2 separate regions of the Mus musculus genome follow, and region 2 is linked to region 1. Evidence: chromatin contacts called from ENCODE Hi-C or POLR2A ChIA-PET data. All regions are on one chromosome and are shown on one strand. The core of a region is the stretch at or near the end of the contact, and the rest is flanking DNA. Distances in the headings are between cores, read along the strand shown. Region 1 overlaps Rap1gap2 (RAP1 GTPase activating protein 2). Region 2 holds the start of Rap1gap2 (RAP1 GTPase activating protein 2).

What was found. Hi-C counts contacts between places; a loop is a spot of excess contacts on that map. ChIA-PET counts read pairs that join two places held with the same protein, here RNA polymerase II (POLR2A).
Region 2: a loop to region 1 is called in a map of left cerebral cortex, with 2.5 times the contacts of the local background. The contact joins the promoter of Rap1gap2 here to the enhancer-like site in region 1. A Hi-C loop is called at or near these places in 2 of 37 maps with a recorded cell type or tissue (both left cerebral cortex). POLR2A ChIA-PET finds 5 or more read pairs at or near these places in 4 of 5 experiments (Patski and embryonic stem cell).

What each region holds. Positions count from the first base shown.
Region 1 is chr11:74,547,761-74,550,460 of GRCm38, forward strand. The region is part of intron 2 of Rap1gap2 (RAP1 GTPase activating protein 2); the gene reads right to left. Among named protein-coding and RNA genes, the nearest start is that of Rap1gap2, 41 kb to the right of the region's middle. Within about 2 kb of position 1,348, at least 1 of the 3 ENCODE cell types and tissues checked has a DNase peak (open chromatin) inside an H3K27ac peak, as active enhancers do; it is left cerebral cortex, where a contact is called at or near this core.
Region 2 is chr11:74,588,893-74,591,592 of GRCm38, forward strand. It overlaps Rap1gap2 (RAP1 GTPase activating protein 2), which reads right to left and starts at 1,294. Exons shown (of 25, transcript NM_001015046.3): 1 at 1,068-1,294.

The DNA of each region.
Region 1 (2,700 bases), core at 98-2,597:
TCTCAGTTGTCACTTCTATGAAGAGGCTGTTTGCTGACCACTCGTCTAATGTAACCCCAGGTCTGGCATGGTGATACACACTTATAATCTCAGCACTTGGAAGGTAGAGGCAAAAGGATAGGTCAAGGCTCATCCTTGGCTACATAGAAACCCAACGTGAGACTGAAAAAGCCCTAAAATAAATAAATTAGAAGGCCCTATCCTCACTGTTTCCTTCCCACAGGCCATTGTCTGGAAGCACATAGTCCCGGGCTCTCACCACAAGAAAATACTACAACACCTGTCCATTTGTGCAACTACACTCAATAAACTTAGACTGCTAGCATTGCTGGCTATGAGACTCTTCATTCATCCAGGGTAAGCCATCCTGAGCTCAAGGACCCAAGTTCAAAGGCCACGGGGATGAATTGCAGATTTCCATTCGTTCTATGTCTATGTCAAGGGCGTCACACTCCCCCACACACCGGCTTGACCTCACATACACAGCAGACCCGCTTTGCAAATCCCCCAAGCACGAGACCCCAGTTTCCATGGAACTCCTTTCACACTCTGAGGTGTTGTCTGAGATGGACCGCTAGTGTAGCCTGCAGCCCTGAGTCACCATGAGATTCAGCCCCACGCTCCTCAGTAACACATTCATGGTGCTTTGGCCTCCCTATGCCAGTCTCCAGGGAAGCAGCTCACTTCACCTGTCACCTTAGCCCCACATTCAGTGAACGCCCTGAACAGACTTTCCCATACCCCTACAATACATCCTTCCACAGTCTCCCACTGGGTCGTGGAGAAGGACACACTGCTTAGGAAACAGCTCCTTACACTTCCTGACCCCGAGTCCTGGATGTTCTCTCTGTTCCAAACTCCTAGAGAATTCTCTTTTCGGCTGTCATGTGCTGTCCCTCCAAAAGGAAGTTCCCACTCCTCCCAAATCTTTACAGGGATTACCTCATGCTTTGGGGTGACTACTAAGTCTCTACAGCCTGAACTCTTTGCAGGCGAGACCATTTGCAACTGACTCCTCGTTATCTTCTGTAATAGGACTGAGCAAAGGGATATACTGAGTGCCTTTTGTATCGCCTTTAGTGTGTTAGCTTATTTCATCCTAAACATCCCCGTGAGACAGAGAATCTTGTCATCTGCACCTTCAGGGTCAGGAGGTCAGGGCTCTGCCCTCACATGACCGCATCAATGACTAACCGAGCCAGGATTCAACAAAGGAATCCCAGCCCCTGAAGCAGGGCGGGCTTAAAGTGGGTGCTCATTGAATATTCATGAGACATGGACAACCTACATTCCTCCTGCCTCTGTCTGACCTTGGCACTGACAGCTCCATCAAAGGCACAGAGCACTGGTGTGCTTGCTTCCCCAGCTCCAGTTCTGACCCAGTTGTCGCAGACAAGTTTCTTCCCCTCCCTTCCTCCTGCCCAAACCTTGAACAGAAAATGATCCAGCTGGGACCAGCAGAAGAGATGCTCTTGGCAAGCCTGAGATTTCTGTTCTGTTCGTTTGTTTTCAGAACACAAGTCTCTTTAGAGCACAGCCTGGGGGGCAGGCTCTACAGTAACAAGAGTACTGCCCTCCTCTTTTTTGTTCTTCTTTCTGATTAGTTTTTTGAGTGAGGGTCTTATTATGTAGCTCAGAATGCCCTTAGACTTACGGTAATCCTCCTGCCTCTGCCTCTGGAGTACCAGGATTACAGGCATGCATCGAGCTCACAAGCCTAGATGTGGATGGGAAGGTGGCATGGTAAGTTTGTAACTGAGACTAGACACTGGACAGAGGCACCTCTGGAAGATTCAGAAGTGCGGGTACCTCAGCCCACTTCCTTCTGGTTGTCTTCCTCCTCTCTGTGACCAGTGCACTATTTCTAATTCATTGCCACTGTGTCTCCACTCTGTTTGCTCAAAACACGGTTATCTTTGCACTCTTCCTGATGCCCCACTGACGACAGGGCCTCTCGGAAGCACGGCCACCACCTCTTTTCACCTTGACTGGGTTTGTGTGAGCATCCTGAACTAAAAATACAGAAGGGCATACAGGCACAGGTCCCTGAGGTCTGAAAGCCCACACCAGTGTGTATCCCCAGGACCCCTGCCTGCAAACAGTGGTACACACTCAACACTCACAGAGACTAAGAAAGAAAAGACAAAGGTAAAATGGTTCTCTCTCTCTCTCTCTCTCTCTCTCTCTCTCTCTTCCCCCCCCCCCCATCCTTCTTAAAGTATCTAAGTGTTTTGCCACCATATATTACATACCTAGTCCCTAAGAAGAGGGTGTTGAGTCCCCTGGAGCTGGAGTTACAGATGGTTGTGAGATATGTGATGTGGGTGCTGGAAACTGAACTCAGGTCCTCTGAAAGAGTGGTGCTTACTCTACTCTAAACTGCTGAAGTGTCTCTCCAGCCCAGCAAGATGGTTTCAACAGAATTAGAATCCTAGTAAATTCCTGAGCTCATACCATGTGGGTAAAACCCTTAGGCTCCCCCTTAACAAGACCAGATGCCATCCCATTCCAGTGAGTTAGCCCTAGATCCACAGACAACACAGGGGCACATCTCTGAACACAGCCTTCCCATTGTCTGGAAACTAGCATGCTCCCAAGGGAAGACGGGTGTGCATCAATTCCCAAGGTGATGGGGCTTCCGTCAGGAACTTGGGATTCTGGGGGGGGGGGGGGGGTCCAACCAGATGTCACAATACTCAA
Region 2 (2,700 bases), core at 44-2,543, 41 kb after region 1:
CTCACAGGCCCTGAGTCACTCCCAGCCTCCAGGTAGCTGTGCAAGCTTTTCTGTTTATTCTTCGCCCACAGCAGGAGGAGCAGAGGGGATGAGAGCTTTCTTCACCAAGGGAAACTGAGACCTATGAGGCTCAAAGGATAGCATGCCCTGATACAGGTCCAGGACAATTCTAGTAATACCTTTAGAGGCGACCCTGATGGGAGCCATTCAGAGGCTGATCCATGAATTTCGAGCACAAACCCTGGTAACATGTAAATGCCCTTCAGATTCAGTAAGGGTGAAAGAAAGCTACAGCGGAAAGCAGTGTGCCCCTTACCAGCTCCCAAGTCAGACATAACAAGTATAGGCAAAACCAAAGTGCAATCTATAGAGTCCCTCTGTCCTGTAAACAGGACCCCCACCCTTGACTGTCACTGCCACACCCACCCAAGGCCTCTAGAAATGAGCATCAGGCTGCAAAGCTGGCCTTGCCCCGCAGGTCCATGAAAGTCTCTGGACCGATTACTCCAATTCTACTGCCTCTCCCTGGAACAGGCACAAGCTGGCTTGGGGACAGACAGGCTGGGGCTTCTGATCTTGCCAATAAAAACAAGTCCTCCCTCCCCAACCTAGCAGCCTAGCTTCAGCATCCTCTTGGGGTTCCTGGCTTCTTTCCTTTACTGCCACCTGTAAACACCCACGTCTGACCTCCATCTCGGTCAGCGTCTTTCACCAGACTCCAACAGGGAGCTGACCAACATCACATGCACACACACGCGCGCGCGAGCCCGCGCACACACACACACACACACACACACACACACACACACACGCCCCTCTTCATGGTGTGTATGCTGTGTCGCATCCGCGCACCCGGCAGGGATTTCTGTGGACTGTCACCCTACCTCCCAGTGAGCCCAACTGCTTGGTGCGATGGGCGCGCGGAGCTCACCGGGGCCATCAGTGCTTTGCCAACACACACATCCACTCTCACAGCATCCTCTCCAATTCCACGCTCAGTCACACCCAGGACTCGCGTCCAGATGCACGCCGGCTGTGAAATTACAACCTAGCCCAGAGCCACTGACCTTCCCACACTCCCGACGTGGACAGAATGTCAATAGTCAGTCCTGCCGGCTCACCCAACGCGCGCGCTGGTCGGCGCGGCGCCCACAGCTCTCCATCAGGACCGAGCCCCCTCCTCCTCAACGCGGGGTTCCCTCGCAGCCCGCCCAGCCGCGTGCACCGTCACCGCGGCGCGCACACGCGCACACCGGCCGGCACAAAGCTGCGCCCTGCCACCCGCCGGCGGCCGCTCGCACACCTGGCGGGCGCGCCCCCGGCCTACGGAGCGCGCACACGCAGTCTCTGCCCTAGTCCGCTAGATCCCGCACTCCCGTCCCTCGGGGCTTTTCGGAGCTGGGTCCCAGCGGCGCCCACCGCGCAGCAGCGGGAGACCGGGCTGGGTTTGGGATACGGCGGTACTAATCGTCGAACGCCCTGAGGGATGCTCGTGTCCGCGCTGTCAGGGTATTGCCCCGGGGCGGCTCCTCCTGAACAAAGGCGCAGGGTGGGGCAGGTCCTGGGGATCCCAGAGAATGAAGGGAGAAGCCCACCTGCCCGCAAAGGTTCCTGAATCATAGGGCGCACGACACTGGGGGACTGAGAAGCTGAAAGATTCCTGGATTCCTGGTGGGACTCTCCTGAAAGTGTGCTATTGGAACTTGGAAGTAGGAGATCAGGGACTGCCGAAAACCCTGACGCTGACCCCTGACTGGGACGCGACAACCTACAGCTTTGATTCATTCCCTCCGAAGACTCCATCCCATCTTCCACCAAACCAAAGATGCTCCTGAACTTGAAGATGTTGAGGGACCGATGTTCCAGACATTCTCCGTAACCCCCACAGCAGGCAGCCTCTGATGCGCCTCCATTAATGGGAAGCTCATTCCCTGGAGGCAGCACTCCGGCAGCTTAAGCCCGAAAACATCTTTTATTTGCACGGAAATCTTCCTCAGTCCTAACCGTTGGACATAGCTCATTCTGTTCTGGCCACGATGTTCTGCGTCTAGAACATACCTCACACTTACTGTTTTCTTTGCAGAGATATAGTCTTACATCGGTGTCCTGCGCTCCCCTCCCCTAGCTAACGCTCTCATCACCACGGTCTCTGTATGGCTGCCCCTTTGTGTGGTCCAAGACCTCTTTCCATGCAAGTCACTTATCTGCGTGCCCTATTTTAGACTTCTGAGCAATCTTATCGGCTTGACAAACTATCTCCATGTTTGCATACTGATGGTTGGCCTTTCACACTCCAGTGTGTGTCCTATGTCAGGCAGAACCCTTGCCTGGACCACTCTAACCCCAGAACCTGGCCCAGAGCACAGTCACAATGCTCAGTGTTAGAAGGAAGTAAGGAAGGCAGGGACGGTGGACAGACCACAGTCTGGATCCTGAAATGCTAAGTACCGGGCATTGGAGGTTCTGGCTTGGGATCCAGTAGGGGAAAGGAGCTGTCAAGTGCCCACGGAACCAACAGACAGACAGCTTTACAATAGAGAGAACATCTCCTTCCCTTTGGATCCTATCCTGAGCACTTGAACCCCAAGATTCCAGGGCTGGTCAGCAGAGACAGTTCAGGAAGTCCAAGCTAACCCTAACCACCTGAGTTTGATGCTCAGGACACACGTGGTGCAAGGAGAGAATTGAGTCCTGAATGTT